Regions from separate parts of the Mus musculus genome. Here region 1 is linked to region 2. Evidence: chromatin loops called from intact Hi-C (ENCODE). Cell type or tissue: gastrocnemius. All regions are shown on one strand. Each heading gives the region's core, and the rest is flanking DNA. Links, peaks and the distances in the headings are about the cores only.

Region 1 (15,265 bases), core at 3,847-11,846, 73 kb after region 2:
CTGCCTCTGCCTGGCTATTTTTTTTTTTTTTTTTTTTTTTTTGGTAACTTTTGTATAACTTTGAAATTTCCTTAAGGTTTTCTCAAGTAGTCTGAAATGGCTATTTTTTTTTTTTTGTGCAGCCATTTCTTCTGAATTGAAACACCTCACTCATAGAAGTGATGTAGATTCATAGGACACAAGAAGCCTCAGGATGCTTCAAAAGTTATGATTCCCAAGGCTCCTCTCCAAGGTTGGAAGTACAGTCAGAAATTGTTGGGGAAAGACTATCTGGTGGGGCAGAATGAGAATCTTGCAGGGAGCTCTATGGATGCAACTATTCAGAATCATAGCTTATATTGGTGGACTATTTGGGGATGACCTTGCCTTCAAGTCACTGACACACCTGCGGATATGACTCTACGGCCCTGTAAGTAGTCTTAGTAAATTCATTGGTTTACTAGTCTAGGCTCAGATGGAATTGCTTCTGTTTGTTGATGTCTTACCTGTTTAACAAACATTTATATCTTCTCAGGAAAAGTCACATTATACAATTGGTGTCCAAAAAGGACCAAATGACAGGACCAAACACAAGTTGTAGAAGACATTTTCATAGCATTTATGATGGGATATATAACACATGAAACTGAGGCTGAACAGAGGCAATCACAATATGGCTACATCTTTCCCCATGTGAATGTGATATGAGACAGTGTCTCCTTGTAGAGGCAGTTGAATGTTTTCTGTGGATTGGAATTCCTGAGACCAGAATATGCTTGGAGAGAATCCCAGGCGTCATTCATACTCTATGTGGTGTCATATCTCCTTTATAAATTGGGGTCATTTTACAGAGTGGGGATGCTTCCTCAAATGATTGATGGATTAAGGAATGCATTTCAGGGGTACTGGTTAGTTCATAATGTTGTTCCACCTATAGGGTTGAAGATCCCTTTAGCTCCTTGGGTACTTTCTCTAGCTCCTCCATTGGGAGCCCTGTGATCCATCCATTAGCTGACTGTGAGCATCCACTTCTGTGTTTGCTAGGCCCCGGCATAGTCTCACAAGAGACAGCTACATCTGGGTCCTTTCGATAAAATCTTGCTAGTATATGCAATGGTGTCAGCGTTTGGATGCTGATTATGGGGTGGATCCCTGGATATGGCAGTCTCTACATGGTCCATCCTTTCATCTCAGCTCCAAACTTTGTTTCTGTAACTCCTTCCATGGGTGTTTTGTTCCCACTTCTAAGGAGGGGCATAGTGTCCACACTTCAGTCTTCATTTTTCTTGAGTTTCATGTGTTTAGGAAATTGTATCTTATATCGTGGGTATCCTAGGTTTTGGGCTAGTATCCACTTATCAGTGAGTACATATTGTGTGAGTTCCTTTGTGATTGTGTTACCTCACTCAGGATGATGCTCTCCAGGTCCATCCATTTGGCTAGGAATTTCATAAATTCATTCTTTTTAATAGCTGAGTAGTACTCCATTGTGTAGATGTACCACATTTTCTGTATCCATTCCTCTGTTGAGGGGCATCTGGGTTCTTTCCAGTTTCTGGCTATTATAAATAAGGCTGCTATGAACATAGTGGAGCATGTGTCCTTCTTACCAGTTGGGGCTTCTTCTGGATATATGCCCAGGAGAGGAATTGCTGGATCCTCCGGTAGTACTATGTCCAATTTTCTGAGGAACCGCCAGACTGATTTCCAGAGTGGTTGTACAAGCCTGCAATTCCACCAACAATGGAGGAGTGTTCCTCTTTCTCCACATCCTCGCCAGCATCTGCTGTCACCTGAATTTTTGATCTTAGCCATTCTCACTGGTGTGAGGTGGAATCTCAGGGTTGTTTTGATTTGCATTTCCCTGATGATTAAGGATGTTGAACATTTTTTCAGGTGCTTCTCTGCCATTCGGTATTCCTCAGGTGAGAATTCTTTGTTCAGTTCTGAGCCCCATTTTTTAAGGGGGTTATTTGATTTTCTGAGGTCCACCTTCTTGAGTTCTTTATATATGTTGGATATTAGTCCCCTATCTGATTTAGGATAGGTAAAGATCCTTTCCCAATCTGTTGGTGGTCTTTTTGTCTTATAGACAGTGTCTTTTGCCTTGCAGAAACTTTGGAGTTTCATTAGGTCCCATTTGTCAATTCTCGATCTTACAGCACAAGCCATTGCTGTTCTGTTCAGGAATTTTTCCCCTGTGCCCATATCTTCAAGGCTTTTCCCCACTTTCTCCTCTATAAGTTTCAGTGTCTCTGGTTTTATGTGAAGTTCCTTGATCCACTTAGATTTGACCTTAGTACAAGGAGATAAGTATGGATCGATTCGCATTCTTCTACATGATAACAACCAGTTGTGCCAGCACCAATTGTTGAAAATGCTGTCTTTCTTCCACTGGATGGTTTTGGCTCCCTTGTCGAAGATCAAGTGACCATAGGTGTGTGGGTTCATTTCTGGGTCTTCAATTCTATTCCATTGGTCCACTTGTCTGTCTCTATACCAGTACCATGCAGTTTTTATCACAATTGCTCTGTAGTAAAGCTTTAGGTCAGGCATGGTGATTCCACCAGAGGTTCTTTTATCCTTGAGAAGAGTTTTTGCTATCCTCGGTTTTTTGTTATTCCAGATGAATTTGCAAATTGCTCCTTCTAATTCGTTGAAGAATTGAGTTGGAATTTTAATGGGGATTGCATTGAATCTGTAGATTGCTTTTGGCAAGATAGCCATTTTTACAATGTTGGTCCTGCCAATCCATGAGCATGGGAGATCTTTCCATCTTCTGAGATCTTCTTTAATTTCTTTCTTCAGAGACTTGAACTGCATATGTATCAAAAGATGGCCTAGTCGGCCATCACTGGAAAGAGAGGCCCATTGGACACGCAGACTTTGTGTGCCCCGGTACAGGGGAACACCAGGGCCAAAGGGGGGGAGTGGGTGGGTAGGGGAGTGGGGGTGGGTGGGTAAGGGGGACTTTTGGTATAGCATTGGAAATGTAAATGAGCTAAATACCTAATAAAAAATGGAAAAAAAAAAAAAAAAAAAAAAGAGGTGACTCCTAGAAATGGTGAAATCTGAGCCTAAAAAGACAAAAACATCTAACATTAGGCATGAGAAGTAGATGTCACTATATTTTCAGATTTTAACATTTAATTTGTATAAAAATGAATCCACAAAACTGCAGTATTTCATAAATTCAATAAAGAATTTCTTCTAACATTGAAAAAAAAAAAAAAAAAAAAAAAAAAAAGGAATGCATTTCAATCCTTGAAAGTAGCACATGAGTGATAGGATTGTAAGCAGGTGGGGTTGGTCCTTGCTTGGACTTTGCTGTGGGAGTAAGATGTACTTAAGGCCTTGCTGTCTTAATTTGTTCATGTAAGGAAAGAATACAAGGAAGAAAATACATGCAGTTGCTGTTTCCCTCATTCACCTCTGGTTTGCCATGAAAATTGGAAAAGGGGGAAGATGACATAGATATAAATAATTTCTTATCAATAGCAAAGATACAAAGAAAAGCACAAATTCAGAGTCTGAGGATATAGCTCAGTAGGACAAGGCCTACTACTATATTACTACTATTATGGACAAGGCCCTGAGTTTGATTCAAAGTACCTCAAAAACAAAGAAACAAAACAAGAAACAAACAAACAAAGGATCACTAGGACGGTGCAAATTTGGTCTGTGTAGAAAATCCCTACTGGGGAAAACTTCAGAAACTGAGTGTTTTAGTGTTTCCATTGCTGTAAAGAAACACCATGACAAAGACAACTCTTATAAAAGACAACATTTAATTGGGGCTAGCTTCCATGCAACTAGAAGGAGGGTCTCCAAGCCTAGCCCCACAGTGACATACTTCCTTCAACCAGGCCACACCTCCTCCAACAAGGATATACCTCCCAATAATGCAACTCCCTGGGCCAAACGTATTCAGATCACCACATCTCGTGAAGAATTGCACAGCAATGAAGAAGAGAGACAGACATACAGAAGATGCTCCTCACCTCCAATTTTTTTAATGAGTATTTTTTATTAGATATTTTCTTTATATACATTTCAAATGCTATCCTGAAAGTTCCCTATACCCTCCCCCCATCCTGCTCCTCTACCCACTCACCCCTGCTTCTTGGCCCTGGTGTTCCCCTGTACTGGGGCATATAAAGTTTGCAATACCAAGGGGCCTCTCTTCCCAGTGATGGCTGACAAGGCCATCTTCTGCTACATATGCAGCTAGAGACAAGAGCTCTGGGGGGTACTGGTTAGTTCATATTGTTGCTCCTCCTATAGGGTTGCAGACCCCTTCAGCTCCTTGGATGCTTTCTCTAGCTTCTCCATTGGGGGTCCTGTGTTCCATTTAATAGATGACTGTGAACATCCACTTCTGTATTTGCCAGGCACTGGCATAGCATCATACGAGACAGCTACACCAGGGTCAAGGGCACAATGTGCGTGCAAGGGCATTAATAACAGCACAGAACAGGAAGCTATGATCATTAGGGACACTCTGTATCTGAGCTCCTTAAATTAGGGAAGATGTTTCTATCAGGACTGAAAGAGCATCTCACATCCAGTTCATAAGACTGTAAGACATAGGGGCAGATAGAGCAAATCTGAATGCTCTAGAAGCAGAGAAATGGAGCAATATAATGACCCAGATTCATCTTTGAGACAAAGAATGCATAACCTGAGGAAATACAAAGCAATCTGGTACCTGATGAGTTGTCTCACACAGATCATTAGAAATACTTGGTAACTACTGACTGAAGCCCCCATGAATACAAGAAAGACAATAAGAGTGTGGTCCATCACTGACAGAACTAGCTGTGGGGATAAGTGGTGTTGAGGAGTTCACTGAGCAGATAGGATTGTTTTCATGGAATTAAAAAGGATTTTGATTTGTGAGAGACCGAAGGACTTAGTCTAGGGTTTTAGTGGTTTTCCTGAGTGCCATGGTGGTATGTGATCTTTATAAGATAGGGCACACATTCCAGCAGATATGAATGATTTCAACTGGCTTGTAAATCATATTCATAAACTACTAAAGCAACGAACAGGTTATGGGACAAGGGTAAAGCAAACAAAGAGGTCCTTCTGGGTCACTCGAAAGAAAGTTTTGGGTTAAACTAACTGGAGATCATTAAGGGGAAAAATTAAAAGATAACTGAGTACTGTACTAGTGAGCTTCTGAAAGTATTTGAAGCTTGAACAATCTTTTATGCAAGCAAATGATAAAACAGTACAAATAAAAAGGACTAAGCTTGTCCTAGGATTAGGCAGCTATTCTCTCATAGTATACAGTGTATATATTTCCCCCACAAAATAGTGTATTGAGGGTGAAGATTGTTCCTAGTTCCTGAGCTCTTCCAGCAGACATCCCTCTAATCAGGATTAGTTCCTCTAGCAACAGCCTGATCCTCCACATCATTTATTTGCATAAACTCAGTTAATGTTGAAAAGAGCTTCTCCTACTTAAAAGAAAAAGATGGTCTTCTCACTTGTATCACTTAGGATGCCCCGAAGTACTTTAGAAGTACTTGTGTCATCACAAACATAACCAAACATGTTCCTTCTCTCATCTGCATCACTTGGTCTTTCAGAGCTTTGGGGCAGAGCGTAGACAATCGCTCCTTATTATAGTACCCTTTGTCATGCATCTGTTGTGAGGATCTAGCAAGTTAGTATATACAGCACCCAATTCCACACTCACCCCTAGCCCTTACATTGACTGTCATTGTCATTCCAAAATGAAGCTTCTGAGCTCCAGATGCTTGAGAGAGAAAAATGCCCACTGTGTTGCAACAAGATATCTTAAGGGATTAAAGATATACTCTGGCTCATTGTACAGAGAGGATAGTCGATGATGGGTGTAGTCGAGGCATGATGGGCATGAGGTAGAACGACCGCATGTCCTCTGTGGTGGTGCCTGGGCAGAGGGCCACTTTGTATTAGCAGACAGAAAGCAGAGATCTGGAGCTGGGGCCAAGACTGGTCTATAGGTCACATGTCAAACTGGCCCCTATCAGCCACCTACCCTACATCTTAAAGGTTTCACAACCCCCAAAACAGTGCCAACTTCTGAGGATCAGTTATTCAAAGATGTGAGGTTGAGACAAAGATTTTATAATCAAATTGTAACAGTTATGCAATAAGAACCAAAGGTAGGTTTATCATTTCCTACATTCTCTCCAGGATTTGTTTTCATTTGATTTTGGAGGCCCAGAGAAATTGTTCAGTGGGTAAAGGTTAAAGGTTCAAGGTTCTTGCCATACAAAGCTACTTCATGAATTGTGCTTAGGTGTAAATTATATCCTCTGAATAATGTAACATTAAAAGCCACAAAATTAAGTGTGCGTGTGTTTGTGTGTGTGTGTGTGCATGGTCAATACACTTAGCCATAATTCTTTTGAGCAACACATACATGCTTTTAAATAGGTGTAATTGTTCCTTTCTGAAACATCATTTAATGCTATTAATAAACTGAAGCTTGTCTTACCTTTTTCTTAATAAGAATAAACTTTGCTTCACACCAATTAAGTCCTTCAAGTCTTTTCTGCCATATAAGTCAAGATCATGGCTGCACTTTAACAGAGGTCTCTGGAAAGAACTCTTTGGGCTGCACACTTTACAACATCTAGCTGCATCTTCTGTTGCCAGCGACAAGACTCTAATATTTTAGATCAATTATCTATAAAATTCTACCATACAACTTCATGGTGAGAATCAATATCTTCATTTTATACATAAAGCGTTTGAAGCAGAAACATTAAATTTCCCAGAATTACGTAGTTAATATCTTTGAAATAGAAAAAGAACACAGAAAGTACATTCTAGAGTCTATACGATTTCTGATGGGTTTGGGGGTCAGAAAGAATGACTTGTATCTTGAGTCTTATTTGGAGCTATGAAAGAATAGAAGCTTGATGATATTCACATGAATGTTACCCTCAAAGATGCCCATAGTGATATCCTACTTCTGATAGTAATGTCCTTAAGTGGTTTTCTTGCTCAGTGCATGCTGGCATAGTGGATATGATGGGAGATAATATCTAAACTTTAGAATCTAAAGCTTGTTCTTAAAACATAATGGACTTCCTTGTGCCATTTGTCTGGTGAGGAAGAAGCTAGCTGCTTTCAGTAGCTTGGGAGAGAAGCCCACGAGTGAGGATTTGTGACCTTTGGTCAGTTGCCAGTGAGAACTTTGTGTTCTTGGAACTTGACCTTCCAGTGGATTCTAGACTTTCAAATAACCATAGTCTTGACTGACATTTTAATTGAAATCTCGTAAAAGGCCTAAACTAGAACCACCCAGGTGAATTCCTTCTGAATTCCTGTGTAGCAAAATAGATAATCCATGTTAATCATTTTAAATTACTGGTATTAGTCTAATGTGTTATGGAGTGATAATTAACAATACAGAACAAACAAAAGGCTGCTTTAGTATAAATAATGCTGTTTGAGTAAAATGAGCAGGAAGTAGTCAGCCCCTCAATCTAACTCCTTCTGGCTAAGAATTAAGATTTGCCAGGGAATCCCATGGCTAAGCTTATGGAACCCAGTAACAGGATCTTTAAGCCAAACTCTTAGTAGGTTTGTGGGAAAAAAAGCTCTGTTCTTAGAAGCTTCAAAAGACATGGCTACATGTATGCCAATGAAGGAGATTATTAATAGTGAAAGGAAGAGACAGAGTACCTAATTCATATGGCCACATTGAGAAATACAGATAATAGGATTCAGTGTCTGTATGTCTGTCTATTTTCAGCATACTGACATTAGCTTCAGGTTTACATAGAGAAAAATTGGGCAGGGGCAAAAAGCATGCATAATTCAACAGTCTTGGTCAGGTGTTGATCTGGTTGATCATTTTCTCAGCTCTGATTCTGCAAGATGGTTTGAGGAAGTCCTTTTTGCTTGAGGAGAGCAGTCTGGTTCCTGTACTGTTCCATTATCCTAGATAATTATCTTGATTTGAATAGTGCTTGTCCTTTGAGGCTGGCATTGCTTGAGGGTACTTTCTTGTACCTTATTATAAAGATGTCTGCCAATCAGATTTATTGCTGGAATCAATGGTAACGAGATTTAAGGACAAGAGAACTTTAGGTGTCTTTAGTTTTCTGAATTAGGACATTGTAAATAAAAACAAAACAAAAGATATAGGAAAGAGACATAAAATGCTAGGCTTTTGCCACCATTTCTCCCCTCATGAGGAGAGTGATAATTTCTTTTTGATTGTTTGCTTGTTTTTGCAAAGCAGTTTCTATCCACTCATTACAGGACAACTTGTACCAAGGTAACAGATTATTTTAATAGCAGGGTTCTGTTTTGAGAGGTATGAAGAAGAGGCCAACTACTGAGTCCAGGCACTTAGAACTCCACGAAAGATACAACTAAGCCTGAGAAAGGACAGAACTGAAACACAGATCCTTCATCACCCACAAATATAAGTGTCTCTAAAACCTAGAAAAAAATCTTAGGAATTTTATTTAAGTGAAATGAAAGAAAAGAAAGTTATATGTCTGGGTTTTATAAACAGTAACTGACTAAGTTACTTTAAATAGGAGAGAACAAATTTTCAGCACAGATAGAAATTTGAGGAGAAGAACAAAAGTTATTTCAGGTATAGAGAAGTGGAAATTATTTTAAAATATTTGCCCATCTAATATTTGCATCCATAATCTTCATACTCATTATTCCAGGTCTTATAGAGACCTCTTTATACTAGAGCAAGGGAAAAGAAATAGATAAGTGATGACATAAACAGTAATGTCAATTTTCTTTTATTAGAAGTTTCAGTTTTACATTCTTTAGAATGTATGGAAATAAGCCTTTGTATAGGACAGGATCTCTTCATTGCATTAATGATGTTGAATCCTATGGACATATTCTCAGTGTCCCAGGGAATGTTTCTTACCATTTCCAAATTATTAATCTCATTTGGTTCTCACAGCAAATCTATGGAGTGCTTAGTACCATCAATGCCATTTCAAATAAAACAACTAAGACACATTGAAAATGGTGGCATGTGTCATAGACAGTCTGGCTCTAGAACCCATGAACTTAAGAACTTCATTCTCAGGAGCGGTCAGATGATATCTTATATTTTAAATATTTTGATTTCTTATAACTCAAATTCATCCAGAAAACCATGACTACAGTGAAAATGTATTATATAATATTTGGAAGCAGGTTTCATATACATTCCCTAAGAACATGAGAGAAAATCTGCATGTATAGTAATTCTGGTGATTATTCTGTTCTATGTGGCCTCTCCTTTCAAATGTGACTGGCACTGGCTGTGACATCGGCTGTCCTGGCTGTGGAGTGGGAGACTTGTAAATATGTAATTGGAAGAGCTGGTGTCATCTGAGAATCAAGAGCAGGTTTTAAATAGCTCTCAGGGACCAAGCCGATCCTTTCAAGGCCAAGTTATCAAAAATAGTTTCTTGGTTTGTGTGTTTGACCTTTCCTGATCTCAGAGGTTGAGCTTTGAAGGCTACTCTACTTTTGAATCTCTCTGGAGGCAGAAGCAAACAAGCTTATGCAATTCTGATATATGAACTACAAGTGAAACAATCTACATAACATTAAATATGATGGTTGCATAGTCTTAGAGGCCAATGAGTTTCCATGAATTTGAGAGAATCACCTTTCTTACCAAATCTCACTGCAAAGCAGGACGTTAGAGCCACACCCTGCATTCATTCCCATAACATTCATCCAGAAACTGTTGGTTCTGCTTCTTTCTTTCTATTAAGCTCAATTTGAAAATCTCTAAATCTATTTAATGAAGTTTCATTTAAGAAAATAATCAATTCCTGTATATAAAGCCAGTAGGGAAGAAGAGAAGTGATTTCTATGTAGTGATTTCTATTTTTACCAGTTCTTATGTGGGAATGTTTTGACCTGTGAAAATTGAATTAATATAGGTAGTTAGTGTACATTCAATGTAATTAGGGAACCAAATTTTAGCATGAATTTCCACGTAAGAAATTGAGGAGTTGAGAAGCTAACAGCTTCTGGGACAGGCAGAAGCAACACAGCTTCTGAGGCAGACCCCTTTTCGGGCTCCAGACATCCAGGCACCTTCCCTGCCAGAGGAGAGGTGTCCACCTTGCCTGGGAGAGCTTTGCCTGAGCACCTGAGGGAGCCATCTTGGTTCCTGGATCCCTCAGAGACTAGTCTACGCAGGGGAGAGTGGGGACTACAGAAGCTAACAGCTTCTGGGACAGGCAGAAGCAACACAGCTTCTGGAACAGGCCCTATTTCGGGCCTTCATCTTCTGCTAGGAGGCAGGTCCTAATGCTAGATATCTGTGCATCTTCCCTGCAAGAGGAGAGCTTGCTTGCAGAGAGTGCTCTGACCACTGAAACTCAGGATACAGCTAGTCTCTCAGGTCTGCTGATAGAGGCTACCAGAATCATGAGAGGAACAAGCTCTAACCAGAGACAACTATAACAACTAACTCCAGAGATTACCAAATGGCAAAAGGCAAACATAAGAATCTTACTGACAGAAACCAAGACCACTCACCATCATCAGAACCCAGCACTACCACCTCAGCCAGTCTTGGGCGCCCCAACACACCTGAAAAGTTAGACCTGGATTTAAAAGCATATCTCATGATGATGGTAGAGGACATGAAGAAGGACTTCAATAAGCCACTTGAAGAAATACAGGAGAACACTACTAAAGAATTACAAGTCCGTAAAGAAAAACAGGAAAACACAACCAAACAGGGAGAAGTCCTTAAAGAAAAACAGGAAAACACAACCAAACAGGTGATGGAAATGAACAAAACAACACTAGACCTAAAAAGGGAAGTAGACACAATAAAGAAAACCCAAAGAGAGGCAACTCCAGAGATAGAAACCCTAGGAAAGAAATTTGGAACAATAGATGCAAGCATCAGCAACAGAATACAAGATATGGAAGAGAGAATCTCAGGTGCAGAAGATTCCATAAAGAACATGGGCACAACAATCAAAGAAAATGCAAAATGCAAAAAGACTCAAAACATCCAGGAAATCCAGGACACAATGAGAAGACTAAACCTTCAGATAATAGGAGTAGATGAGAATGAAGATTTTCAACTTAAAGTGCCAGCAAATATCTTCAACAAAATTATACAAGAAAAATTTCCCAAACCTAAAGAAAGAGATGCCCATGAACATGCAAGAAGCCTACAGAACTCCAAATAGAATGGACCAGAAAAGAAATTCCTCCCAACACATAACAATCAGAACAACAAATGCACTAAATAAAGATAGAATATTAAAAGCAGTAAGGGAGAAAGGTCAAGTAACATATAAAGGAAGGCCTATCAGAATTACACCAGACTTTTCACCAGAGACTATGAAAGCCAGAAGAGCCTGGACAGATGTTATACAGACACTAAGAGAACACAAATGCCAACCCAGGCTACTATACCCAGCCAAACTTTCAATTACCATAGATGGAGAAACCAAAGTATTCCACGACAGAACCAAATTTACACATCATCTTTCCATGAATCCAGCCCTTAAAAGGATAATAACAGAAAAAAACAATACAAGGTTGGAAACTATGCTCTAGAAAGAGCAAGAAAGTAATCCTTCAACAAACCTAAAAGAAGACAGCCACAAGAACAGAATGCCAGCTCTAACAACAAAAATGATAGGAAGCAACAATTACTTTTCCTTAATATCTCTTAATATCAATGGATTCTATTCTCCAATAAAAAGACATAGACTAACAGACTGGCTACACAAACAGGACCCAACATTTTGCTGCTTAAAGGAAACCCATCTCAGGGAAAAAGACAGACACTACCTCAGAGTGAAAGGCTGGAAAATAATTTTCCAAGCAAATGGTCTGAAGAAACAAGCTGGAGTAGCCATTCTAATATCGGATAAAATCGACTTCCTACCCAAAGTTATCAAATAGACCAAGAGGGACACTTCACACATCAAAGGTAAAATCTTCCAAGAGGAACTCTCAATTCTGAACATTTATGCTCCAAATGCAAGGGCAGCCACAGTCATTAAAGAAACTTTAGTAAAGCTCAAAGCACACATAGCACCTCACACAATTATAGTGGGAGACTTTAACAAACCACTCTCATCAATGGACAGGTCATGGAAACAGAAACTAAACAGGGACACAGTGAAACTAACAGAAGTTATGAAACAAATGGATCTGACAGATATCTACAGAACATTTTATCTTAAAACAAAAGGATATACCTTCTTCTCAGCACTTTATGGTACCTTCTCCAAAATAGACCATATTTCAAGGAAGAAATAAAGAAAGAAATTAAAGACTTTTTAGAGTTTAATGAAAATGAAGCCACAACATACCCTAACTTATGGGACACAATGAAAGCATTTCTAAGAGGAAAACTCATAGCTATGAGTGCCTCCAAAAAGAAACTAGAGAGAGCACACACTAGCAGCTTGACAACACACCTAAAAGCTCTAGAACAAAAGGAATCAAATTCACCCAAGAGGAGTAGACTGCAGGAAAATAATCAAACTCAGTGGCGAAATCAATCAAGTAGAAAGAAGAAGAACTATTCAAAGAATCAACCAAACAAGGATCTGGTTCTTTGAGAAAATCAACAAGATAGATAAACCCTGAGCCAGACTCACTAGAGGGCACAGAGACAGCATCTTAATTAACAAAATCAGAAATGAAAAAGGAGACATAACAACAGATCCTGAAGAAATCCAAAAGATTATCAAATCCTTCTCCAAAAGACTATACTAAACAAAACTGGAAAACCTGGATGAAATGGATAAATTTCAAGACAGATACCAGGTACCAAAGTTAAATCAGGATCAGATTAATGATCTAAACAGTCCTATATCCCCTAAAGAAATAGAAGCAGTCATTAATAGTCTGCCAACCAAAAAATGCCCAGGACCAGATGGGTTTAGTGCAGAGTTCTATCAGACTTTCAAAGATCTAATTCCAGTTCTTCACAAATTATTCAACAAAATAGAAGCAGAAGGTACTCTCCCCAATTCATTCTATGAAGCCACAATTACTCTGATACCTAAACCACAGAAAGACCCAACAAAGGTAGAGAACTTCAGACCAATTTCCCTTATGAATACCAATGCAAAAATATTCAATAAAATTCTCGCTAACTGGATCCAAGAACACATCAAAACAATCATCCATTCTGACCAAGTAGGTTTCATTCCAGGGATGCAGGGATGGTTTAATATACGGAAATCCATCAACGTAATCGACTATATAAACAAACTCAAAGACAAAAACCACATGATCATCTCATTAGATGTGGAGAAAACATTTGACAAAATCCAATACCCATTCATGATAAAAGTCTTGGAAAGGTCATGAACTCATCTCTAAACATGATAAAAGCAATCTACAGCAAACCCGTAGCCAACATCAAAGTAAATGGTGAGAAGCTGGAAGCAATCCCACTAAAATCAGGGACTAGACAAGGCTGCCTACTTTCTCCATACCTATTCAACATAGTACTTTAAGTCCTAGCCAGAGCAATTCGACCAAAAAAAAAAAAAAAAAAAAAAAAAAAAAAAAAAGGAGATCACGGAAGTCAAAATATCACTTTTTGCAGATGATATGATAGTATATATAAGTGACCCCAAAAATTCCATCAGAGAACTCCTAAACCTGATAAACAGCTTTAGTGAAGTAGCTATATATAAAATTAACTCAAACAAGTCAATGGCCTTTCTCTACACAAAGGATAAACAGTCTGAGAAAGAAATTAGGGAAACAACACCCTTCAAAATAGTCACAAATAATATAAAATACCTTGGCGTGACTCTGACTAAGGAAGTGAAAGATCTGTATGATAAGAACTTCAAGTCTCTTAAGAAAGAAATTAAAGAAGATCATCTCGTTAGATAATGAGAAAGCATTTGACAAAATCCAACACCCATTCATGATAAATGTCTTGGAAAGATCAGGAATTCAAGGCCCATACCTAAACATGATAAAAGCAATCTACAGCAAACCAGTAGCCAACATCAAAGTAAATGGTGAGAAGCTGGAAGCAATCCCACTAAAATCAGGGACTAGACAAGGCTGCCCACTTTCTCCCTACCTCTTCAACATAGTACTTGAAGTCCTAGCCAGAGCAATTAGACAACAAAAGGAGATCAACGGGATACAAATTGGAAAGGAAGAAGTCAAAATATCACTTTTTGCAGATGATATGATAGTATATATACGTGACCCTAAAAATTCTACCAGAGAACTCCTAAGCCTGATAAACAGCTTCAGTGAAGTAGCTGGATATAAAATTAACTCAAACAAGTCAATGGCCTTTCTCTACAAAAAGGACAAACAGGCTGAGAAAGAAATTAGGGAAACAACACCCTTCTCAATAGCCACAAATAATATAAAATACCTAGGCGTGACTCTAACTAAGGAAGTGAAAGATCTGTATGACAAGAACTTCAAGTCTCTGAAGAAAGAAATTAAAGAAGATCTCAGAAGATGGAAAGATCTCCCATGCTCATGGATCGGCAGGATCAATATAGTAAAAATGGCTATCTTGCCAAAAGCAATCTACAGATTCAATGCAATCCCCATCAAAATTCCAACTCAATTCTTCAATGAAATAGAAAGGGCAATCGGCAGATTCATCTGGAATAACAAAAAACCTAGGATAGCAAAAACTCTTCTCAAGGATAAAAGAACCTCTGGTGGAATCACCATGCCCGACCTAAAGATGTACTACAGAGCAATTGTGATAAAAACTGCATGGTACTGGTAGAGCGACAGACAAGTAGACCAATGGAACAGAATTGAAGACCCAGAGATGAACCCACACACCTATGGTCACTTGATCTTTGACAAGGGAGCTAAAACCATCCAGTGGAAAAAAGACAGCTTTTCAACAAATGGTGCTGGCACAACTGGCAGTTATCATGTAGCAGAATTCGAATCGACCCATTCCTCTCTCCTTGTACTAAGGTCAAATCTAAGTGGATCAAGGAACTCCACATAAAACCAGAGACAGGGAAACTTACAGAGGAGAAAGTGGGGAAAAGCCTCGAAAATATGAGCACATAGGAAAAATTCCTGAATAGAACAGCAATGGCTTGTGCTGTAAGATTGAGAATCCACAAATGGGACCTCATAAAATTGCAAAGCTTCTGTAAGGCAAAAGACACCATCAATAAGACACAAAGGCCATCAACACATTGGGAAAGGATCTTGACCTATCCTAAATCAGATAGGAGACTAATATCCAACATATATAAAGAACTCAAGAAGGTAGACTCCAGAAAATCAAATAACCCCATTAAAAATT
Region 2 (15,265 bases), core at 4,459-12,458:
AGCACTCCATAGTGAGAACCTCACTCCAAAAGCAAACTAACAGAATTGTTTTTAAGTCTGATTGAGTTCTGTTGGTCACAGAACTAAAGAACATTTAAGCAACAGAGAAGCATGCAGTCATCATCGGAGAGTAAAAAAGGACTTCAAGTTTTCCATTTTCATTGCCTTGAAACTTAAACCCTTTTGCATGATTTTCTTCCCAAGTTAATGTCCTTATGCTAAGCAATGGCTTTTTCCCAAAAGACATACCACGCCCACAGCTAACCTACTTTCTATCCAAAAGCACAAATTTCAATTTTGACACACTTCAATCAATGTATCTATTTCTGAGTTGCCTTGTCTAAGCTAAGTAAAATTCAGTAGGACTATCTAACAAATCATTATAATATCTAATTTAACTCTTTCAAGATTACATTTAGAAAAAAAGAAGAGATCGCTTCTCGGCCTTTTGGCTAAGATCAAGTGTAGAAAAAAAGAAGAAAGAAGAAGAAATATCTTCAGTCAAAGGAATTCTTTGGTAGAATGATGTTTTCAACATGGAAGCCAGGACCATTTTACCTGCCTGCTTAGGGCTATAAGCCCCGAATGTCAGCTTTCTGTAGTGTGTTTGTATCATGTCTTTGACAACTATCTGAAGCCTTTTAAAACAACCAGAAGGCTCAAATGTAAGCTCTTTTTATTTTGACTTTTTCCATGGGTAGAAAGGAACATCTTACCTAGAAAAATAGTCACATTAGGGTCCCAAATTAGAGTCAGTCTCTGTCAACAGTTAAGGCGTCCAAACAACCTTCTCAAGACAGTGTCCTAGACCCTGGGAGACAGGACTAATTTAAATGCTTAGGAAACATCCCCTGACTGTTACACAGAGTCTACATCTTGACCAACCAGTCCATACTGCATTAACCTAATGATGATGTTAACAAGTTGTGGCCCTAGGCTTTTAAAGACTGTGAGAAGGGAGCAATCTACTTTGCCCCTGTCTTTGTGGCTGATTTGTTGTTTGCTTGTCTTTTTCTTTTCCAGATATGTATATGGCAATATATACATATATATATCACACGCTGGCCTCAAACTGGAAATCCTCCTGCCTTGGCCTCAGAGTACATCACCATGCTTGGTATACTTGTCTACATCTACAGAACAGAGAATTTTACAAAAAGAAGGCTCACTTCGCTAACTCTCTCCACCCTGACTTAGCACATACAAAGAGCATTGCATATTGGCAAGTTAGGACGGATTTATGGCCAAGGTATCCTGCTTCAAGTCAGGACTCAACTATTTGCTTCCACCCACATTAATAATTATAAGCGTACCAAACAGCTATCCAAAGAACCTGTTTTCATTAGTTAAGCAAAGCTACAATACCTGCACTAACTTCTGTTAATGCTGGGACAGTTTTTAACTATCCAAGTAATTAAGGGGCAGGAAGAATGCCAAGAAACACCTTAGTGTAATTCCACCCATCTCTACTGACTCCAGCCTCAATCGTATTTCTCAGCACACTCAATCACCAAACTCCTTCAACGTACTGGGTTTTTTTGTGTTTTTTTTTTTTTTCCCCCAGAAACATGCAAGTTTATTTGCTGTAGGCTGTAGGGACTAGATTTTGAGGATAATTGTTTCAGTGAAATGCATTACCTCACTAATCTACAAAAATACAAAGTAATAAAAACTAAACCTTCATCTCAGTTAATCAGGCCATTACTTAGTAGCTAATTTGAACAATGCAGAAAGATACTAGGAAACTGAGACAAAGTGCCTGGAGGATTAAAATAATGAGAAAAACCCAGCCAGCTACTGATCACTTACTTGTATGGGGAAGAAAGGGATCCACTCCTTCAGAGGCGACTCCAGAGACTCTAGGATTCTATAGAGTAGTTTCTCCACTATAAAGGCATCCCTCAAATAGTCACACTTTTTTTTAAAGAACATATATATATATACACATACATACACACACACACACTGTAGATGTTTACAGACACACCAGAAGAGGGCATCAGATCCCATTACAGATGGTTGTGAGCCACCATGTGGTTGCTGGGAATTGAACTCAGGACCTCTGTAAGAGCAGTCAGTGCTCTTAACCACTGAGCCATCTCTTCAGCCCCAACTATTTCAAGATATTAAAAAAAAATCTGTGAGGTACACATGGCTGAAGAATGGTCAAGCAACTCTGCTTCTTTGAGTCTCATATTTAATCACAAGGTGTGAAAGGATAGGTCTCTGCTTACCATAGACCCATGTGATTTCACTCTCTACATGGGGTAATGTCCAACCAACACATGAAACTGGTTAATCAAACTGAATCAATGTGGAGTCATGGGGTATGTTCTTTCTTAAACCCCAATATCCTCAAAAAGATGTAGTCAGTCCTCCATGCTACCCTAGCATGTCAGATCTAACTGTAGAGCATCCTGCTTGTATGAAGCCCAGTCCTCATGTATGCTACTCAATGTTCACACAGACTGCGTTACATTGCAACCTCTATTAGTTACTTTTCTCAGGAAAAAATACCTGAGAAAAGCAATGTAGGGAGAGAAGTGTCAGTTTGGGGCACCCCTTCACAGCAGAGATCAGGACAGCAGGAGCATGCACCAGCTGGTCACACTGCACCGGAAGTCAGGAGACAGAGAGCCTAGCTCCTTTTCTCCTTTTCAGTCAGTCCCCAACTCCAGACCCTGAAATGTGCTGCACACATTCAATGTCTTCTCTCTACAGTTAAGCCTTTCTAGAACAAGGTCAGACACACCCAAAGGTGTGATTCTAGATTAGCACACAGCTTTTACATTTCTAACCAACAACAGAACCAACTGCTCCATTCTACTTGTGCAGTAAGGCAAAGGTACTGTCATTCGCACTTTAGACTCAACTCTCTCTCTGCCAGGTCCAGCTCAAAGTTTTGATTGTGGAAGGGAGTAAGCAGCCCTTCCAAGCTTCAGCTTCTAGTCTTTACATAACTGATGCCATTCTTATGTAAACCCTGTCATCATCCATTACAAGGTAGCCCCAAATGGATCCAAGTGCTCCCTGTCCCACCCTGGGCCAAAACTGTGATTTCACCAGAACAAGACAGAACTGATTCTCTGCCAGTCCCAGGGACGTGCCCTCCTGAAGAAGGCCTGCTTCCTTCAGCACTTGTACTCTCCAGAGTTCTAAACTGCAAGGTAAAGCTCACAGCCCTGTTGCAAAGGCCACATGGAGATAAAGGACTACAAAGAGAGGAGAGGAGTGTTCACAGACCCAGCTGAAATGTCAGCTGGCAATGAGGTACAAAGCCAGAAAGACCCCAAGAAGGACAACCTGAAAGCAAATAAGACAGCTGTTTTCAGTCACTTGGTGTTAGGGTGGATTGTTACAGAGCAATAGAAAGCTGAAACCACACGACTGGGTTCCTTGTACATCTGCACTACGTGCCCAAATACCCCAGGAAAAGAAGGGACATTCATTTTACTTTCCCAACATCAGCAGATAAAGTCTGTGTATTTCCTGATGCTAGTGACTCTATTGAGCTCTAAGTTCTAGGGAATAGGTTTCAGGTATATTGTCTCAAAACTGTGTCCCAGCAGCTAGCACAATGCCTGACATACAGTACCACACAGTGTATGCCGCACTTAAGAAATGTCAAGGCTAAACCCACATATGCTGTTCTTCACGGTAGCTTAGAAATTGTCTGACATATTACTTTAAAAACCCATATACCAAGGATGTTTAAATATGAATTCCAAGTGAACTAAGTGCCTTTAAACATGGAAGGGGTAATATCTAAAGTTGAATATACAATGGTAAACATTATTAAATATCAAAAAATCACTTTGGAATAAGATTCTGACTTATATGTCTCCCCATGCACAAAATAAAATGAAAAATAAAACTTTTCTAAGACTATGCTTTCATATATAAGATAATCAAACTTAATCTTCAAAACCAGAAATAAAAATCAACACATTTTCTAAAGCAAATTGACAAACATTTTACCAATGTTTCTTCAAGGGAGGATATCCATCTTTGTATATTTGCTTTATCCTTGACTAGAGATTAACTATTTGGTGATAAAACATTTATAAATATCCAAATTACCAACCAACAGCCACATCAAATGAAGTTACCATGTCAATACAAAGAAGGCAGCAAATACTTCAAACAGGCAGTCCTCATACATCTTATAACTTCAAAGTTCCATGTAGGTACATGATCAGAAGTTGGGTAAAAAAAGATAATGAATTAGGAACAAAAAAATGTACGTTTTAGTTCTAATTCTAAATTGGGCTGCTAACTAGTCATACAGGACCCTTTACCTTTAAGGTGTCAGTGAACTACTAGATTAGAACATGAAGGTTTCTCTCTAGGAACCTAATTCTCAAATGTCACAGGAATCATAGGATAAAGCAGAAAAGCTATCATAAAAAGAATGAAAAAGATTATGGTCATGCCATGAGCTATTCATCTCACTGCCAGCAAACTGAGGAAAATCCACATGTGTTCCTGCCAGGCATTCTTCCACATGTGTTGCTGACAAGCTCCTTGGACACCGTTTATAATGGGTAGTTTCCTGAGCTTTCCACTGCTCATTATAATTACATCATACTTTTATATAAAAAGTAAAACAATTCTGCCAGGTGGGCCAACACAGGTTGTTGGTCCCACTTCCTGAGAGGCAAAGTAGATTTCTGTGAGTTCAAGGTCCACACAAGGAGGTCTAGGCCAGCCAGGGTTGCAGAGTGAGACCCTGTCTCAAAAAAAAAAAACAACAAAAAAAAAAAAAAAAAAAAAACAAAAAACAAAACCAAAATACAAAACAAAACAAAAAACCCGATTCTAGTCCTTCCAATAATTATGAAGTCAAAGTTTCTATAATTAGAAAAGAAACCAAATAACAGGGGGACATCCCTTCTCCCAAAGAAACAAGTTTATATGGGTGCAGAGAAGTCAACCCGTTACTAACCAAACTATGCCTTAACTACCCTAGTGAGAATTAATACTGAATCCTTCCTAGAAAACTGACTGAAAATGAATGCTCATTTGACTCCTTCCGTCACATGCTGCCTCCTGTATGAAGGACAGGCATTCCTAAAGCAGAGAGGACCAGAAAAGTCTAAGGTGCCCTTCAGGTTTCTTCCCCCACTGGTGGTGCCTCTGCCATCTCTTCCCTGATCCCCAATCTGGAGCCACACAGACAGTAATAATTAACATGTCTGACCTGATACTGCTATCTGTCCTCCACCCACCCATAGCACCCCTCAGCTTCACTACTTCTCAAATACACAAAAGGAAAGATGAGTGCAGAGGTTCCAATGAAGACCTAACTGCCAGGAGTCACAAAACCTTAACTGGAAGGAGTCTCCTGGAACCACTAATTCTTAACTTATAAGACATTAACTGTATCCAATCAACAGCAAATTAGTTGTGCTCTTCTCTCCATAGAAAAAAGAAAACCACCAGATTCTATATGCTCACAAACTCCAGATTCTATATGACCACCCACAAGGAGCCTTGTAACAGATGAGCTAAACTCATGGGCAACTTTGTTCCGTGATATAACAACAAATTAAACGCAATATAATAGATAAAATTCTCTGAGAAGCGTGAACCACCATACAGTGGGTTACTGTCTCTAGGTACTTCCACAGTGAGGGTTATTAACTTTCCAGTAATTCTAAAAGCTGTCCCCAGCACAGCAGACAGCCTATGGGTTTCATGCAAGAGCTTCAGGTAATTTATGGACTCCCCTAAAATCACATCCACAAAGCATGGTTGCACATGACCTATTAATAGATTTCTTTAGTTTCTTTAGTTAGTAATTCCCCAAAGCCTATGAACATCATACAGGCCTGCTAAAGATAACACTTCTATGCTACCATCACTTTCCCGATGGACATGGGTCAGAATCATTATTTTAACTTTAAAAAAAACAATTATTTCAGCTGGGCATAGTGATGCACGCCTTAATCCCAGCACTCAGAAGGCAGAGGCAGGTGGATCTCTGTGAGTTCGAGGCCAGCCTGGTGTACACAGTGAGTTCCAAAGCAGCCACAGCAACACAGTAAGACCCCGACTTCTAAAAAAAAAAAATTTGTGAAGGGAAGAGGATGTGTTTGTGTCACTGTGCAAGTATAAGGGTCAGAGGACAACAACTTTGGAGAGTAGATTACTTTTCTACCAAGGGGGTTTTATGATCAAGTGTAGGTCACCAGGATTGGCAGCAAACACCTTTACCCACTGAGTCATCTTGGCAATTATTTTAACTTTAACTTGATTGCCAAATTCTATCCTGCTTTCCTGTCCTTTCCACTTGGTCAGACCCCTGCTATCTGTAATGATGGAAATCCTGGGGTAATTTATGAATTTCCAGGTTCCTCCTACCTCAATTCATACTACACAATGCCACTAGATTAATTTTTCTAAGCCAAGGTGTAAAATTGTTTCTTAAACTCAACAATCTCCTGTGGGCCCCACACTGTCTAGTAACCTGAAATTCATCTCAATTTAATAATAACTCTTGGGCCAAGAGTGGTAGCGAACCCTTTAATTCTAAGGCTGGGAAGGCAGAGGGAGATAGGTAGATCTCTGAGTTCAAGGCTAACCTGATCCACAGGGCAAGCAAGTTCCAGAACAGTCACATCTACGTAGCAAGACCTGTTCCAAAACAAAACTAAAGAAAGAAAAACCACCTTGTTACTGGTCTTGGTTTTTATTTCAAATTTTCTTACCCTATATCCGAAATCCTGCAGACTCCATCCAAACCCTCTTAGAGTCCTCTACATGAACTACAGTTCCTTGTTGACTTCTTGTCATCCTTCATGCCACCCTTCAGTCCAGAGTCCTCAAAATACAAAACCCCTTAACTCATGTAAGAAGTACCCTCTCTGAACTCGACTTGAGACAATTTTATATATTTATGAAACATACACACACGCACACAAAGGTATTCTGGGCATGGTGGCATAGACCTATGACCTCAGAGGCAGGAAGATGGCAAGTTCAAGGCCAGACTGGGCTTTGTAGTGAGATCCTGCCATTTATTCACAGGGACATAAAAGGAGCATCGGTATATAACCCAACACACATACCTCCTCCATAGCCTGCAAAGACAGAAGCTGCTAACCATTTGATCTACATATACCTCCAAATACCTCACTGTCATGCAGTTGATGCTTAATAATTGTGCAAGGATGTAACAGAAATTTCAGCCAACTCAAGAGATTACCATCTCTTTGAAGGCAAGAGACCTGATCAGCCATGCCCTGGGTTTCAAAAGTACAGTGTCTTAAAAGCAGCTCTACATTTTACGTGAAGAATTATTTGGAAATGTTAATAATCTATGTCTCAAAGAGCTAAGTCACATTTCTCAAGCATCTCAATTTCAACAGCTCCAACACTTGGACATTATCTTTGAATTTAAAATGTTAACTAGTTATTTAAAAAATGGTAATTTTCAGTCAGCTTAAGCACATAGTTTTATGGCTCAAGGAAGTTAGATAAATGAAAGAATGTCTTTTTTAAAAGGAGAGTTTTACTAGCAGTTACATACAGACTTGGTGAGACATGTTAAGTGGATTTATACATAAGCAAAAACTCTTACAGAAACCTACAGACAACTGTGAACAGGGTATTTCATCAGGGGTAAAAAAAACACCAAATGGGGAGTGGGAAGGTAACTCTGGCATTTTTTTCCATAACTCTAAGTAGCGGCATTTTAGGGGGAGGAATTCAATTTTATGCACACAAAAAGATGAAACATTAACAGGGAAAACACAGACATTTGTGAAATATTTTATGGTGGACGAGTAAAATATTTCAAAAGCATAATAGATACACCTTCTTTTTGGTAATAATGAAGAGGAATCGCTTAGAGCAAAAGAACTTACAACTCCAAACCGATGAGTAGAAAGCCATACAGCCCTAAGCCACAAACTGATCATTTAAGGACTGTAAAGGCTAAAGGCGACGGGCAAAGTACCAAATCCTAACAATACTACATTTTAAAAGAAGATTTAAAGGAAAAGGACCCAAATCACGAGATGAGGATTAGAAAATTTTGCAAGGTCACTTGAACCTACCAGGTCACCAAAGGTGGAGATTAAGATTGTTGGTGAGAGGAGGTGCGGAGTCAGTGAAAAAAAAAAAAAAGCTGAATGCTAAAAACGTGTCAGAAAAGGACGTTCTGAGGCTGGCGTCCCGGCTCGCGCCGGTGGGATCCGGGTGAAAGTCAGGGCAGCAGTTCTGAGGCGGGGAAGCTGGGACGCCAGCAAGCCGCCGGTCAGGAGGCTGAGCACTGCAGTCACCGAGCCACTTCGCCGGGCTCCGGTGTCACCCGCACAGGCCGGTGCCAGGGCCAGCTCGGGGCAAGCCCGGCGACCCCACCCCGGCGAACTCCGGCCCGGCCGCCCTCCAGAGCCCCGCTGTACTTACCCGCGCAAAGCTGCGGCTCCCGGGGCCCGCAGCCACCGCGGCGGCGCCTCCTCAGCCCTCCGCGCCCAAGATCGCCATCTCGCAGCAGGCGTCGGCCGGGCAGCTCAGGCCGCCCGCAGCCACTCGGATCCCGCACGCCAAGCGCGCCGACACCCGGCCCTCCCCCCACCCACCCCGGCCTACACCTCCCTTCCTCGGGAGCGCGCAGCGTGCTCGCGACTCCGCTGCCGCTGCCGCGCACGGGCGCGCCTCCCCGCCGGGGCCGCTCTGAGCCTCTGGTCCAGACCGGGAATCCAGCTGCCCTCGAGCATGCGCAGCGAGCGCGCGCCCAGCCCGCCTAGGGGCCACTCCGCTCCTCCGGGTCTTCCAGGCGGTCAGGCGGAGAGGCACGCCAACCAATAAGGGAGAGGAGGTGGAGCCAGAGCCGGAAAGGGGGCGGGGCAGCCGCCGGGAAGCCGGTGGTGACTTGTGAACAGCAGCTACCTGGTCTGTTCAGTCAGCTGCAGAGCTTCCTGCATAACCTCAGGGAAGACCCTCCAGGCACGTCCGTGCTTTCGCAGCCAAAGTAGGCTGCGAAGGAAAACCCCTTGACCTCGCTTTAATATTTGATTTAGGGTCCATTAGTAATGGTAGTCACACGAGACCATTGTGTTGGTAATGAAATTGTTCCTTTCTCTTGGCACCACAGTGGCCCAGGGACAAAGCTACTACTGATTGAGCAAGTGCATATATCCCTTTTCGTACAGTTAATGGACACAGTAATTCTGAAAGGTAGCTGTCTCTTGACTCTTTGACACAATGAGTCAACTGGTTTAGAAAAGAGCTGTTGGTAATTTACATTGCGAGAAAGGTCACACTGCAGTGTAATGACCACATTACTCACCATATGGCCCGCCATTCTACTTCAGAGAAAGAACAAAAGTTCTTCCAGAATAAATAGTACATTTAGCCAAACACCTCAGCTAGACCTCACAAATTAATTTAAACCCACCCCAGAGCCGACTAGTTCTCTTGTCAGAAAAGTTCACGAATCCTGGCTTCTTGTTGCCTGTGACACCTTTAACTTCACTACTCCATAGGTAACAAGTTCTCAGCCTAATCACCTTGTAACATTTCTGTTCTAAATATCTTGTTAACATTAAACCACCTTTCTGATTCACTCCGTTGTTGCTGCAACTTTTGAAGAAGAGAAAAAAGTAGTCTACCAAGAAGAACACTAAGGCTCCATGAGTATTTGTAGGACTCAGTAAATACCACTTGAATGAACAAACGTTCATTCTTTTCCACTCTGGTCCATTAGTTACTAGCCCCTAATTTTACATATAAGTTAGGGGCATATGCCTATGGTGCACAAAAATCTCTCAAAAATGTACATGACAATTTTACTTTTCTTCAACCTATTCCTCTTGCTGTGATAAATGACTGGTCCAAAACAACTTAAGGGAAATGGAGTTTACGCTGGCTCATACCTAGTGACCGGAGCTTGAAGCAGCTGGTCACAATAAACCAGAAGTGAGGAAATAGAGTGAGAGGCATGCTTATCATGCCTTTGTTGCATATAGCCCATGGAATGGCCCTGCCCACCTCAGTTACCAGAAGCAAGATAATCCTTTGAAGGCAATGTCAATAGGCCATCTCCCAGGTGATTCTAGATTCTGTCAAGTTTCCAGCGGACACCAAACATCATGTCACTCTAATGCTTAAGGTCATTGGGCACAGTAATAACCTGTCCACAGGTCTTATGACAACGTGCTTTTCAGAGCACCTTCAAGCTCATATGCTATTTGTAGTGCTAGGAGATTACTGAATGTGTCCACTTGGCTGTGTGTTTAAACTGTGTTGCCTTTACATTTCCTGGACCCTTTTTTCCCCCCTGTAAGATCTCTGTAAATAAATGTACTAGCTGCTTCAAAATGCTCTTCACAGGGGCCTGCCTTTCTCCAGAGCGTGTACAGACTTCTCCTTCTGCCTTCCTGTCTCAGTCTCTCACTCCTCCATTGGTTCAGACTTTCCCTAAGGCCCCAAGAGAAGCCCCTAGGTTCTCCTATGCCCTAAGTTGACGCCTAACATCAAATATGTGTTACTGTTGAATATTTTGTAGTTTCTAGTGAACACCGTTCTTTGTATCTTCTCATCAATCATTTCCCTTGTCCTTGTTTACTGTCTCATGTTAAACCTGCCAAGGTAATCACAGAGTGCGCGTTAAGTTTAGCCCCCCTGAAACACATGAACAAGGTGCCGTGCAGAGAGAGTGTAGGCTTAGGAGACACATTGCTGGGATCAAAGCACAGCTTGGCCACTGCAGACACAGTCTCACTTTCATGACCTTAGAAACTACCTATGAGGCCTCTCCTTTCATTTAAAAATCAAGCAAAGCCCACTGTAAACTGTATTTTAAGACTGCATTGATCCATGAAAAAAAATGTGTTGACATTATACTTTAAAATATTATATTCGATATTTACATTTTTTGTATCACTCTTCATAGGAATTAAGCTGCTTCTGTGGGCTCTGAAAGTATTGTGAGCCACAAGCATTGCACCTCTGTTGCCTAGTACATGATCCAGCCCAGGTGCCAGCACAAGCTATGAGTTACTTGATCTGATTATACCTAAGCTAGAAAACTGGTATAGTGATAACTACATGACATAGTAAAAAATAAGTGATTTGCTACAGGTACAATACTTACAGACATCTAACACATAGGCTAGTCTAAAAACTACTGCTGCTGAATATTACCAAGTTCCACACATCACGGCTTGAGATTACTGTGCAGGTGATCAAGGTAGAGTCCTTGTGAGCAAATATGTACTTATTATTGGTCCATAATTATCTGCTTTCTAACAGAACTATTCACTGTTTCTTCATGTAATGTAAATATTGATGAAGGTGAAACTTTTGTCTTTGCCATTTTGTTTCGTTTTGACTTTGTGAATTCATTTCATCTTAACAGCATATAATTTGTCTGTTTTCTAGTTGCTTAACGATTTACCTTTTCACTAAACAATAAGTTAGCATTTGTTTTAGAATAGTTCATAGTACTCTCCATTCTATTTGTCTAAAAACTTTTCTCTATCAGTAGTGGTCTTAAAAACTGTGCTCTCAAATTTGTAGATAGTTCTTTCCTCACAAACCAGAACCTAATGTGCTTCTAAGAGGGCCCACAGTGTGCAACTTGGTTCCAACATATGTAACAAAGCTGAATTGTTACTCCTGACATTGTATCATAAAAAGACATTATAAGTCCATGCCTCCATCCTCTCAAATCATTAACAGCTGCCAAGTGGCAAGAACATGCTTAAGCTTCCTATGAAGGACCACATTGTAAGAAACTATGCCATCTTGCCTGCGACCAAGAGGGACCCAGGGACCCCTACCAATTACCAACCACTTCAGTGACTCCAAGACTTCAGAGAATGTCATCTTGACCATGGCCTAACAGAGATATGAAACAAAAACCATTCAGTTAAGTCTTTCACATGCCTGACCCACAGAACCATGAATGGAATGGAATGGCTTTGTTATAGTTCAAAGCCACTAAATCATGGGATATAACTTCATATCCAGTAATAGAAAGCAAGTTCCCTAAACCAGTGGTTCTCAATCTGAGACAATTTTGCATTGCAGAGGAATTAAGTGATGTCTTAAAGTTGCCTCCCCACCCCACCCCTGTGTGTGTGTGTGTGTGTGTGTGTGTGTGTGTGTGTGTTCCTTTTATTAGGAAGTTGGTTTTGACTACTGTCTAGAGGATGGTGTTAAACATCCTTTATGCACAAGATAGCTTCCATGCCCCCATAAGAACCAATCAAAATTGTCCAGCACTGTACTAAAGTAACGTTACCCATTTTTCCTGTACTTGGCAGTGCCACACAAAACAACCTGCTGCTCCCTTCAGGTCCACACAAGTCAGAGAAATTAAGATGACAGCAGACTACTTGCCTCTGAGCAACTCTCTCCTACTTATTGTTAGGCAAGACATAGGGTATAAAGAATGTTAGACTTAAGAGTTGTTAAGAACCAGGCTTGGTGGTGCATACCTTTAATCCTAGCACTTGGGAGGTAGGGGCAGGTAGATCTCTGTGATTTTAAGGACAGCTGGGTCAAAATAGTGAGTTCTAAGACAGACAGTGCTACACCATGAGACAATGACACCCTGATTTAAATAAATAAATAAATAAATAAATAAATAAATAAATAAATAAATAAAAGTTAGGAATAAACTGAAGCAATTGTATCTTGGAAAACTGCATCTTATTCACATATCCGGGTTCTTCCATGAATCAGAATTAGTACACACACACACACACACACACACACATTAGAAAAGTGGTTCATACAATCCAGAAGCAGGAGAAAACGCCACCTTGTTCAATGAGAAAGAATCAGAAAGAAGTTTACACATCTCGCCTTTTCTGTCCTGTTGGCCTCTAGCCAAGGTTGGTGCTCTCTCACATTCAAACTAAGTTTTTCCCGCTATGCTTGAAACACCCTCATAGACAAACTCAAAAGGAATGATCATCCTGAGTTCCTCCTCCTGGTTCCTCTCCTTCCTTCTTACTCTTTTTCATATTTTTCTTTATTTTCCTGAGATTTTTGGGGTTTCCTGGAGACAGAAGTTTACGTAACCTAGATTAACCTTGAACTCTTTATGTAATTGAGGCTGGCCTTAAAACTCTCATCTTCCTTTCTCTATCTCCCAAATGTTAGGATTATAGGTGAGACTGAGCTCAGATACAGTTAGCTTTCTGCTATGGTCAAAGTACAAGTTGATTATATAAGTGTGAGAACAAAGAGAGCTTAGTTTAATTAGCCATCGGCAAGGCACCTGCACAGTAGATCAAGGGAATGCCAGTCAGTTAACAGTCAGCCAATAGTCTCAAGGTCAGCTGCTATGTTAGTCAGTGTTCTCTAGAGTAGCAGAATGAATCCCCTCATCCATCCATCCATTGAGAAAAAGAGAGAGAGAGAGAGAGAGAGAGAGAGAGAGAGAGAGAGAGAGAGAGAGAGAGAGAGAGAGAGAGGTGGGGATTTATTAGAATCACTTACAGGCTGTGGTCCAACTAATCTAGCAATGGCCAGCTATGAATGGAAAACTCAAGAATTCAGAGGTCTCTCAGTTCACAAGGCTGAATGTCTCACCTGGTCTTCAGTAGATGCTGGAATCCTGAAGAAGTGAACTCTAATGCCATGAAGGAATGTACTTTCTAGCAAGGTGAGAGCAAGGATGCAAAGAGCAAAAGCTTCCTTCTTCAATGTCCTTATATAGGCTGCCAGCAGAATGTATGGCCCTGATTAAAGTGTGCCTTGTGTGCCTTCCCCCTGTGAAGATTGGGATCAAAAGTGTGTGTCTTCCTACCTCAAAGGTCCAGAATAGAAGGGTACTCACCCACTTTTGACCAAGCAAAAAAAGTTCACACAAACTTGCCCTCCATTTCTGGATTGTAGTTCATTCCAGATATAGTCAAGATAGCAACTGAGAATAGCCATCATAGCTGCTAATAAAGCAAAAATCAGAGACAGACATAGGGAAGTTTTGGCTGCTCCTGATTAGATAGAGTCTGAACCAGTTATCTTTCTGGTTGGGTCAAGAGAGCATGCACAGAATGTGTGGGCCCTCCTTTGGCTCAGTCCATCATAATATAGAGAACAAACAATCTCATAGTTAACTCAGCCTTTGTCCGGTTTCTGTTGTAACCTTATAAAAATGTAAGACAAAACAAATGGAGAAACAAACACACTCTTGATCTTTTTTCCTCTCTTAGGAGTTTCAGTTTTCTTCTGATTTTTACTTTTCTGTAACTGTCATGAAAAAAAGCTTCCTTCTGCCTTATTTAGGTCTAGAGTCTTCATGTCTTTAAGCTTTACTGGAACCATGGTCTCAAGTCATTCTTTGGTTTCTGTGCCTGATATCCCAAATCCCTGAATTAAGCACAATTGGACCCACAAAAGTCCTGCCTCACTCCAACCCCCTGCGTGACTTCTAATACACTGTGTGGAGACAAAGGCTGAGTTTATCTTACTCCTGCAGCTTATAAGGCAGGACAATGCCTGGCATCCTGTGTGGATCCAATACATACTTGTTAAACAGATTGCTAGAATAATCCTAAACCGCCCAGACTATTCCAAAACCTTTATCATCTAATTTACTCTTTTGATTTACTTATAAGAACTCATTTTCTTGGAAAAGTTGCTTTGCCCAGATTGTCTTCTGTAAATGATTGCTTAATATATGTTTTACAATTCTCCCTACTAGGAGATGCTACTCACCCTAAAATACTTTTCTTAGTTATAATATGTGTATTCCAAAGAGTACATGGTTGGGTGCACACTCATATGGGCCAATGTACTTATGCATGGAGGTCAGAGGTCAACATTTCTCTATTGCACTCTACCTTGTTTTTTGAGAGAGTGTCTTTCACAGAACCAAGAGGTCACTGACTGGCTAGAGTGCTGTCCAGCAATCCCAAAAGGTCCTCCTGTTTCTACCTTCCTATGCTAAGAATATTGATACATATCATTGCACATGGTGTTTTTGAATGCGTGCCCAGATTCTAGACTGGGGTCCCCTTGCTTATATGGCAAGCATTTCGTGGTCTGAGTCATCACTCAAGCCCCACTTTTGACTTTACTCTACCCCATTTATAATTAATGTGTAGCAAATAGTATACCTTCAATATTGATAGGTTGAATAAAAGAAAAAGACAAGAGTTGCTTTTTATGTTTTATTATTTTGATGCAGTGGCATAAAAGCTGTTAATTGAGAGATGCAATCATGGAGATAATGCAAGTGATCACATTGTGGACACCCTAAAACTCACACGCACCATTGACCTTGTGCCCTGATCCATAGATT

Evidence for each region. Hi-C counts contacts between places; a loop is a spot of excess contacts. Peaks named below come from ENCODE experiments on the same cell type or tissue, not always from the same donor. Only the 100,000 strongest peaks of a DNase experiment are listed, where the experiment ranks them.
Region 1: a loop joins it to region 2, with 4 times the contacts of the local background. A loop is called at or near these places in 3 of 42 quality-filtered maps.

What each region holds. Positions count from the first base shown.
Region 1 is chr4:19,773,702-19,788,966 of GRCm38, forward strand. No RefSeq gene overlaps it. Among named protein-coding and RNA genes, the nearest start is that of Slc7a13, 37 kb to the right of the region's middle. In gastrocnemius, for the core only: no CTCF peak of the experiment used is centred there; no DNase peak of the experiment used is centred there; H3K27ac peaks cover 4,183 bases.
Region 2 is chr4:19,700,427-19,715,691 of GRCm38, forward strand. Wwp1 (WW domain containing E3 ubiquitin protein ligase 1) reads right to left here and starts at 8,578. Exons shown (of 25, transcript NM_177327.5): 1 at 8,413-8,578. In gastrocnemius, for the core only: no CTCF peak of the experiment used is centred there; a DNase peak (open chromatin) is centred at 8,748; H3K4me3 peaks cover 4,748 bases; H3K27ac peaks cover 5,393 bases.